2 separate regions of the Mus musculus genome follow, and region 2 is linked to region 1. Evidence: chromatin contacts called from ENCODE Hi-C or POLR2A ChIA-PET data. All regions are on one chromosome and are shown on one strand. Each heading gives the region's core, a stretch centred on a gene start or an enhancer-like site at or near the end of the contact. The rest is flanking DNA. Distances are from core to core; before and after follow the strand shown.

Region 1 (5,103 bases), core at 1,240-3,739:
AAGGCGTGTGCCACCACGCCTGGCTAATTTTACATACTTTTAATAATTCATGCTTTTAATCCCAAAGAAGGCCACTGTAAATTTTTGACTTTAGATTGCTACTTGAAAAAGGTTCCTAACATTCTTTCTGTCCCAATTCAGTTATTATTTAATGTATACATATATGTATGTTGTCCGTGTATTTTTGACGACTGTCAGCTAATTGAGCAACGTTGGGATGCACTACAATTCTGACCCAGCTGGCCCATGGGTAACCCTTCTTTTTCCCAGACAGAATCTCTATCTTTTGCATCCTTGCCTGTGGTAATTCTGGGAATCCTCCTCACTCTCTTACCAGTAAGAAAGCAGCCAGTGCAGAGGACTTCCAGTGACTATGCCATCCTGGCAAAGAGGTGCCCCAAAAGGGAACCACTCTGGTGTAACAGAGCTTCCCAACTTTCAACTATACCCACCTCACATGCTGATTTCCAGATGATCTGATGGATTCAGAAGTGAAAGAAAAGAAAGAAACGTTCTGGCTGGGTGTGATGGTGCATTTATGTAGTCCCAGCACTTTTGGCGGGGGTGGGGGGGTGGGGTGGGGAGATCATAGTCACCCTCAGGCACAGAGTAACCCCAGGTAGTGATGTTGCCATTTCACCATTTCAAGGACCATGGTGCTTTGAATAGCAAAGCCATAGTGTCCCTGTGCTAGAGAGGGGTCGAGACGCCATCACTTGGTTTCTGGGAATTGAACTCAGGACCTCTGCTTGCTCCTCTTGCTGGCCCCGTTTGCTCCAGCCCAAAGAGTTATTTATTACTATAAGGAAGTACACTGTAGCTGTCTTTAGACACACCAGAAGAGGGCATCAGAGCTTATGTGGTTGCTGGGATTTGAACTCAGGACCTTCAGAGGAGCAGTCAGTGCTCTTACCGGTTGAGCCATCTCTCCAGCCCTCTTTGGCACCTCTTAACTTCCATACAAGTGTCCATTTTTATGTAGCCAGTGAACATATACATAGTATCTATTATGTATAAACCCTATGCTAACTTGTTGCAAGAACATTAGTATTTCTGAGGTGCGCTCCCTGACTTAGTTAGGCTCCAAGGATTGATGACCTGGTCTACTCTATTACCTACCCTTTCCTTCATTCGCTCATTTTTAAATTTTATTTTACATTGATTTATTTTGTGTGTGCATGCAGATGTATGCTACCGAGTAAGCTCTCTTCTTCCACCAGGTGGGTCCTAGGAAGACCATCAAACTTGGTAGCAAGTGCCTTTATCCACTGAGCTTTTTCCAGACCTCTCACTCAACATTTGCTGAGGTCCCCCCCCCCCCCACTTTTTTTTTTTACAGGACCTTTCAGGAGTTGGAGGTGCAGAAGTGAAAGAAATGAAATAAACTTTCTTTCTGGCTGGGTGTGATGGTGTGTGTATGTAATCTCAGCACTTGGCAAGAGGATGGGGAGTCACCCTCAGGCACAGAACAAGTGGAGTTTGAAGACAACCTGAGCCCAAAAGGAACAGAGACCTCAGTCCCTTCTTCCTCCTTTCATCCTTGACCACCAGATGAGCAGTTTTGCTTTACCATACATTCCCTCTTGGGACCCAAATAAATTAATAATTTAAAAAGTGAAATGTTTCTAATAGGCTCTACCATTCATTACTAACCTCAAATAAACTGAGTATGGAAAAGATTCTGACAGAAGGGGGGATGACTAATTAGTTAACTAAGTCCTTTTATATTCTTTTTTCCTTTCTGGAAAGAATCAATAGAAAATCACTGGGTAGAGTCAAAGAAAGTGTAACCTTCCAACCAAAGAGTTGTGACAGCTAGAAGCAAAGTATAATTTGTGTGTATGTGTGACAGTTCTCACTTGAACTTGCCTCAAATTCATGGCAGCCCTGCTCTTAAATGCTGGGATTACAAGTGTAAGGCTGCAACACGGTTTCTGACAGGCTCTTTTAGCTGAAAAGGCAGTATCAAGGCCGTTGGGGAAATTGAATACTACAAGATTACATGGTTGAATCACTGTTAGCTCTCTTATTTGGGTGGCTGCATTGAAATTACTCAGGGAGAAACCCTACATTAGTCAGTTTTTTTCTATTACCTTAACAAAATATGTGAGACAAAGCTGGTGGTCTAATCTCCGTGAATTTGAGGCCATTATGTTTCACAGAATGAGTTCCAGACCAACCAGGATTACACACATGGTGATAGCCGGCCTTAAACGACAATAACAACACAAAATGAAGACAGCTCATAAAGAGGAACGGTTTCTTTTATTTTGGTTCACAGTTCTGGAGATTTTGGTGTGACTGGTCCCACAGCTTAGAGCCTGCGGTGAGCAATACAACACAAAAGTGAAGCTGCTCTCCTGGAGGTCCGAGACGAAAGGGGAGTTACTGCATCCTCCTGCAAGGGGGAGGGTGTGATCCTCAAGGGAAAGAACCAAAGAGTGGGCGGGGACGCGATCCAGTGAGGGGCGTGGCCTTACTGCTGGTGTACCCTGGGCGGGGCCTAGAATGTCACTTCCGGTTTTTGAGTCCGCGTGTGAACCGGCGAGCTCATGGCTACTCTGGAGTCTCCTGGGATGGATGACCAGGCTGGAGACACGGAGACAGAGGCGCTACAGAGTGCAAGGTGGCTGTACTGTGGAGAGCCCGACGACAGGCAGAAAGCTGTGCTGGGTAAAGACCGCCGACCCGGAGCGGAGTTCCGCGTAATCCTTTCCGCTTCTGTCTGGGTACCACGGTAGCCCACTGCCTGCAGCCGGGACAGGTTCCCTGCCACCATCACCTTTTCCCTCCGCATTCATCTATCGTCACCACTTCGGACTCGTCTCAGGGCAGTGCCCAGGGACCTGACATCTCCACAGCTCTCTCATTTGCCCTTTTCCCCCCTCTACGGAGCAGAGTTTCCTCTCTTGCCAGTTAATGGCATTTCCTCAGTCGTTCTCTTTTGTCACAACCCCTGCCCAGAGGTCACTTCCCCTCCCCTCCTCCATCTCCCTCTTTAGAACTGGACCAGGGCTTTCTTCATACCCCCCCGCCCCCCGAAAGTCGGACTTAAGCTCCCTTGCCTTCACTACCGGCGTCCAGCCACAGTGCAGGTCTCCCCATCCATACCCTGCTGGTCCTCGCCTCTTATTCTTGGCTTACACTCTTACAGTCCAGTTCTCCAATGGGAAGCTGCAGAATCCGGGCGACATGCGCTTCACCTTGTACAACAGCACCGACTTAGTAAACCCCAGGCAGAGGAGTCACCGGATCGTGGTAAGTGCTTGCTGGTACAGATGGTCTGGGCTCTGCAGACCTCAAAAGGTTCTTGGTGTGGGCAGACATGGGAGACCTGGCCTGGGGGGGAGGAAAGGAGGAGTAGCAAATGAGACTCTGGCCCCACTGAGGAGCAAGATTTTGGGCTTTTCACTTATATGGGCTTTATCTTTCCAGACAGGGTTTCTTCCTGTAGCCCTGGCTATCCTGGAAATTACTATATAGACCTGGCTGGCTTTGAACTCAGAGAATCACCACCTGTCTCTGACTCCGTAGTGCTGGGATTAAAGGTGTGCAGCACCACCCACCCCTGGCTTCATAAGTTGTCCCCCTACATGACCTTATTGAACGTTCACCATGTCCTCATGCCGCAGGCTAAGGAAGCATCTTCATGGGATTTGCACCTCTTAGGGAGGTCACTGTTCAGAGCTCAGCTTCAACCCTATTTTATGTGTATGGGTGTTGTTCATTTTTGTCTATGTACAATGTGTGTGTAGCTAGTGGAAGCCAGAAGTGGGCATTGGATCCCCTAGAACTGGGGTTACAGATGCTTGTGAATCAAATGTGACCCCAGAGTGATGGTTTTTTTGTTTGTTTGTTTGCTTGTTTTTTCAAAGGTTTCTTTGTACAGCTCGGGTTGGCCTTGAACTTAGAGATCTACCTGTCTCTGCCTCCTGAGTGCAGGGATCTGGGATTAAAGGCCTGTGCCACCACCACCCAGCTCCACAGGATGCTTACTAGCATCTCTGGTCTCTCCCGGGTAGATGCCAGGGTTAAGACCGGTCTGCTTTCCAGAGACTCAAATTCACCAAGTAGTACAGGCATACAGTAGAGCTAGCTTGGGGTCTAAGGGAGTGTTTAGGGCCTGGGGAGGGAGCTCTGTAGGAAACAAGTCTCAGCTTGTCTGAATGCCTTCCTGAGAAGGGTGAATGGGAATGAGGGACGATTTGATAGCAGATGTTTGGTGCCCTAGTGAACGAGGGAGAAGAAAAGCTTGGCTGCGATGGGAAGCCAGCCCTCATAGGACGAGCTAACGTCAGAAAGGTCACAAGGCAGTTATGTATAGGATCAGTTAGGTACCTATAAGTGCTAGGAGACCAAGACCTCACTGTATAGTTCGTTGTGCTGCTTATTCAAGAACTGCTATTTTCATCTGTATTCCCACTGCCTTCTGCCCACTGCCCTCCCCCATATCCCCCTCCTGCTGGTCCCTTGCCTCCCTCCCAAATAAGTCGCTCTTTCATGACATACATACTGGGCTGGAGAGGTGCCTCAGCATTAAAGAGCACTTCCAGGGGACCGGGGTTCAATCCCTGAACCCACATGGAGGTAGCAACTGTCTATAATTCTAGTTCCTGAGAACACAACACCCACTCCTGGTTCCTGTGGGCACGTCATAGATAAGGCATGCATGTGTGCATAAAGGCAAAGCACTCTCAACACATCAACATTATATCTCATTACATACATACTATATCAGCCTCTCGTTTCCCTTCTTTTGCACCTCTTATGATTCCTTTCAACTCTCATGCCTTGAATGTGTGCATATTCACACACACACACACACACACACACACACACACACTCTAAATCTAGATTCTGCATAGGAGAGGAAAACCTATTTTCTTTATCTGTTTTTGTCATTGATGCGCATCTAAGCTGGTTCCATTTCCTGGCTGTTGTGAATCGTGCAGCAGTAACCATGATTGTAGAAGTACAATACAGTGTGCTAACTGAAGAGCCTTCTGGGTGTATGCCTAAGAGTGGTCCAGCTGCCTCACACAGCACTTCCACTTGTAGTTTTTGAGACCCCTCCACACTGACTTCCACTGTGGCAGCAATAGC
Region 2 (5,026 bases), core at 2,460-4,959, 320 kb after region 1:
GTAGCTGTACAGATGGTTGTGAGCCTTCATGTGGTTGTTGGGAATTGAATTTTTAGGACCTCTGCTCGCTCGGTGTAGCTCAGGATGGCTTGGAATTCATGGTGTAGCCTAGGCAGACTCAAACTCTCAGGGAACCTCCTGCTTCAGTATGAGCCACTACACTTGGATAAATATAAACTATTACTTTCACAAATACTGTGTCTTGTTTGGGCTTCACTGGGGACAGAGGGGTAGCCTGTGAGCTCTGTTACTGTCGCCTGGAAAGCAAGCTCTTCAAGTATGATGCCGTCTCTATTTTTGTTGTTATTATTGTTGTTGTTTTACCGAACGATTGTTTACTGGGGGAAGGTGCATCAGTCCTTCTGGGCCACTGCCTTCCTCATGCCTGCCAGCATGTTGCTCAGCTCCTCCTGCTTTCTCTTGGCACAGATGTGTGCCCACCCTCTTCTTGATGAGCTTGAGTGCACGCTTGACCTTGGACACTGAGCAACTCCATGGCGCGCCACTTGTAGGTCGCAAAGCCCCACATCTCCCAGAGCATGTCCTGCACGAACTTGGTGAGCTTGATGAGGCGCCTGTGGCACCTACTGTGTCTCGGCTTGCTGACATTCACTGTCACGTTATGGCCCACAGCCATGGGGTAGCTCGGGACCATGGCTACTGCTCTTCACTGGCAGCCAGGACAGGAAGGAAATCTTTGTTCTTGGCTGAGAGATTATCCATCCATCTCCCTCCCTCCCTCATTTCATGCATACAGGAGTCCTCAGAGGCTAGAAGAAGGCATTAGATACTCTGGAAATGGAGTTACTGCAGGCGTGGGCCACCATGTGGATTGTGGACACTGAACCCGGGTCCTGTGTAAGAACAGGAAATGCTTTTAAGTATTGAGCCACCCTTACAGCCTGAAAATAAATAGGATTTTTGAAGCTAGGATAAGCAAGAAGACTTTTAAAAATGTGTGTGTGTGTGTGTGCGCGCGCGCGCTTTGTCTGCATGCATGTGTATACTTGGTACCCTTGAGGTTAGAAGAGGGTGTCAGACCCCCTGAAACTGGAATTACAGATGGTTGTGAACTGAATCTAGATCTTCTGCAAGAGCAAGTGCTCTTAACGGAGACATCTCTCTAGTCCTTCAGAAACAATGATACTAAACAGATCGAGAACTAACTTACTGCTCCGAAAGCATAAGAGACTGGCAGGAGAGGCCAGTGTCTATTATCATTCCAGCTGTGTTGCATTAGAAGAAATCAGTTGCATAACAATTAAAAAACACAAAACATCTAGTTATTGGGTAGAGAAAAAAATTGTTCCCCACCTGTTTGATGAACTAGGTCTTGAATGTCCAGAGACATGTGATAATAACTGAGACTTGGGGACAGAGTTCGGAAAACCTTTTTGATTATTTACTTCCTTTGTGACTCAAAAAGACCATAAGGAAAATAAAATTAAAAAATAAATAAATAAATAAAAACAAAACAAAACAAAAGGCCATAAGGCCAAAGACTTCCAATGATGTTTTAAATGTGACTTAATTTTGGTTACTAAAGTTGAAAATTCTTAAGCTTTCTAAATGGTATTAGTATATATAAATGGGTCAATGTAGATTGACTTGAAGTTAATTCCTTATTAACGTGGTTGTGTATAAACTCTCTTTGTCTTTTTTTGTTTGTTAGTTTTGAGACAGGGTTTCTCTGTACAGCCCTGGCTGTCCTGGAACTCACTCTGTAGACCAGGCTGGCTTCAAACTCAGAAATCTGCCTGCCTCTGCCTCCCAAGTGCTGGGATTAAAGGCGTGCGCCACCACCGCCTGCTGTGTACAAACTCTCAAAGGTCCTCTGTCAGTGCTCTTAGCCGCTAAGCCATCTCTCTGGCCCCTAAAGGCAGCATGCCAACAGGAAGAGGCACAGCTGAATTTGAGTGCGATTTTTAGTGCTCTCTCAGGTTTTATTTTTACTGATATTATAGAATCATGGTCTTTTTTTTTTTTAAGTTTGATTTTTATTTATACAAGTACACTGTCGCTGTCTTCAGACACACACCACAAGAGAGCATCAGATCCCATTATAGATGGTTGTGAAGCCACCGTGTGGTTGTTGGGAATTGAACCCTGGTCCTCTGGAAGAGCAGTCAGTGCTCTTAACCTCTGAGCCATCTCTCCAGCCCTAGGGTCATAGTTTTAATGTAATATGCTCTTATTTTAGGTTTCAGTAAAAATATCTGGAATAAATGAATATTCACATATTAAATACAAGCATTTTTAAAACCACATATTACTAACTTACTTATTCTGTGCTATAACCACCATTGCCTTGAGCTTATTCACAATTTAACTTTTTGAGAGTCATTATGACATGAACAGAGAACATGTAAACTTATAAACTCTTGTTTATTCCAATTTTCTTTCCTTAGATTCTCTAAATTGTCAGTGAACATGGTTAGTTTTTTCTTCTTCTTTTCTACGGTACTAGGGGTTGAAGTTAGGGCTTCACACACGTTAGATAAACGTTCCACCGCTGAACCACATCCTCAGCCCAGTGAACAGCTCTTCAATGCCTTTGGGACCTTAGTATGCTTTTCATGGGGAATGCCCTGCACTGTGAAATCTGATTATGTGGAGCCAATTCAGACCGAATGATGATTTCTTGATTTTCTGTCTAAAGTTCAACCATTGAATATCTAAGTCCCTTTCTGCAGACATCTTCCAGGTCTGTCTTCACGGGTTGGCACATCCTCCAGGTTTATATCACAGTCACTAAAACGTAAACTCCCTACAACGCTACAGACCTACAGAATTGGTTGGGGTTTATTTTGTTTTGTTTGTTATCTATCTGCCTTTCCTTTTACCTCGGGCTATCCTTTTTGAGGACTAAACTTCCCTGCACTGGAAACCTCTATTCCCTGTTAATGAGTTCCCTGAAAAGAGGTACTCAGCAGCTGGAGCAGAGAGGAATATCGTCAGGGGCAGCAGGAGCGGAGACAGGGGAATATCATCAGGGGCAGCAGGGGCGGAGACAGGGGAATATCGTCAAGGCCCGGGCAGTGCTTGGCAGATGTAGTATGAGTATGACGGACAGTGGGCTCTGGCTTTGTGGATTTGAATTGATTGATCTCTAGCTCCCCTCATTTACTCCTAGCTGCACGTATGTTCTTTTTGCGGGGAAGAGAAGAAGGCTCTAACCCTGATAAAGATTTCCCTTACTGTGCAGCAACCAAGATTTGGGCAGATATGTATGACATCAATAGATTCCTTTAGTCTAGGCCCTGTACAGTCCAATGCTTTTTAAATTCGACTGCTCTTGAATCTTTATAGAGTTCTAGGCTGAGTAAGTAGGCAGTGTGCCAAGAGCTTTACTGTGTGACCTACATATAATACAGTAATCACCGTCCCCTCCCCCAGCCCCTCTTGCTGCTCCATTTCAGTGTAAGGACAACAGTAGATAATCCGACCCAGTCTGGTAGGACTGGTCCGGCACACAGCCAGCCAGTGCTCCCTGACAGCTGAGGGCCGACTCTCTGCTGGTTGTAGTCGGGTTCTGTGTGCCCTACATTGCACACACAGGGCTCGTGGATCCTGACTTCACAGTCCTCCTAGGTTGTGGCGCACCCGGCGGTGGTGTCCCTGCTTTTACGTCCCCGGCAGAGGGCAGCCTAGCGGCGGCGCGGGTTTCCCAGCCGGCGGCTTTAGGGCGCGACACCCGGAAGTGGCGGCTGGAGCGGGAGCGCTGAGTTGTCGGGCGGCGGGACAGCGGCCCGGAATAGGGGGCGGGGGCGTTGGTCATGTTTCCCTTCGGGCCCCACAGCCCGGGCGGGGACGAGACGGCTGGAGCCGAGGAGCCGCCGCCTCTCGGAGGGCCGGCGGCAGCTTCCAGACCGCCCTCTCCAGCTCCGCGACCGGCGTCTCCGCAGCGAGGAGCTGACGCGGCCTCTCCCCCGCCGGTCGCCGGGAGCCCTCGCCTCCCGGGCGGCCCCGCGGTGTCCCCAGCCGAGCGCGCCGGAGAGTTCGCGGCTCCCGGAGCTCTGGAGTTGTCCGCCGCCACCGCGTCGGCGTCGCAGGCAAAGCTGTCACCCTCCTCCTCGCCGCGCAGACGCTCGAGGCCGGACTGGAGGGCGGGCGGGCGGAGCCGGCAGGGCCTCGGCGCAGGCCTGGGCGGCCCCGGGGCCAGACTGTTCGGGTGGCTGAGAGAGCGAAGCCTCGGTCGCGGGCTGTTCGTGGACCCGGCTCGGGACAATTTCCGCACGATGACTAACCTGTATGGGTCCATCCATCCCGCAGACTCGGTGTACCTCAGCACCCGCACCCACGGTGCTGTCTTCAACCTCGAGTACTCTCCGGACGGGTAAGCTCCTACACCCCAGCGGGCTCCCTCCGCTCAGGCTGGCCGCAGCCGCTGGCCTTCGTGCCCCCCGGTACTTTGTCACCTATGAGCCCTGGCCTGGCCTGTTGGGATAGGCAGGCCCAGTGCTTCCCTTCGGGGTCCTGGAGGCTCGGGGAAAGAGAACTACTTTTAAGCCGTCGCTTCAGGTCAGTCGGAGCCAGTACACAACTAGGGCGTTCTGGTACACCAAAACAAATAGGCTTTAAAGAAATGCTCGTCGTTTTCCTGTGATCCTCAGTTGGCTTTGTTCTGATCTGAATTTATGTGAAAGGTAGAAAACTTGCAGACTCTTTGGACCGTGTGCCAGATCCTGCCACGAAGGAGACAAATGAAGGCTTTAGAAAGACACTAAGACTGCAGAAATCCGCTTCTCAGGGTTTGGGCCATTTTGTGGGATAGACTGCATGCTTAGACTGCTAAGATGATTGCTCTTGGTTTACTTCAAGCCATAGGGAATTTTCAGACTACCCCAGGGAAATTTAGTAGTACTCTGTCTTGTGAGTGCACAAGTTTAACAACAAGTTTAAAATACTGCTTGTGGCTCCACGGTAAGATGACATAATAACATTCTTATCACAATATATCAAGACTACATATATATTAAAACATTATAAAACAACCGGTAAACTATATTAAAAGGAGAAGAAAATA

Evidence for each region. Hi-C counts contacts between places; a loop is a spot of excess contacts on that map. ChIA-PET counts read pairs that join two places held with the same protein, here RNA polymerase II (POLR2A).
Region 2: a loop to region 1 is called in a map of left cerebral cortex, with 3 times the contacts of the local background. The contact joins the promoter of Dcaf10 here to the promoter of Polr1e in region 1. A Hi-C loop is called at or near these places in 1 of 37 maps with a recorded cell type or tissue (left cerebral cortex). POLR2A ChIA-PET finds 5 or more read pairs at or near these places in 1 of 5 experiments (Patski).

Annotation. Positions count from the first base shown.
Region 1 is chr4:45,016,120-45,021,222 of GRCm38, forward strand. Polr1e (polymerase (RNA) I polypeptide E) reads left to right here and starts at 2,490. Exons shown (of 12, transcript NM_022811.3): 1 at 2,490-2,673; 2 at 3,155-3,258. The coding sequence starts at 2,553.
Region 2 is chr4:45,338,392-45,343,417 of GRCm38, forward strand. It overlaps Dcaf10 (DDB1 and CUL4 associated factor 10), which reads left to right and starts at 3,710. Exons shown (of 7, transcript NM_153167.2): 1 at 3,710-4,336. The coding sequence starts at 3,777. It also overlaps the pseudogene Gm12585.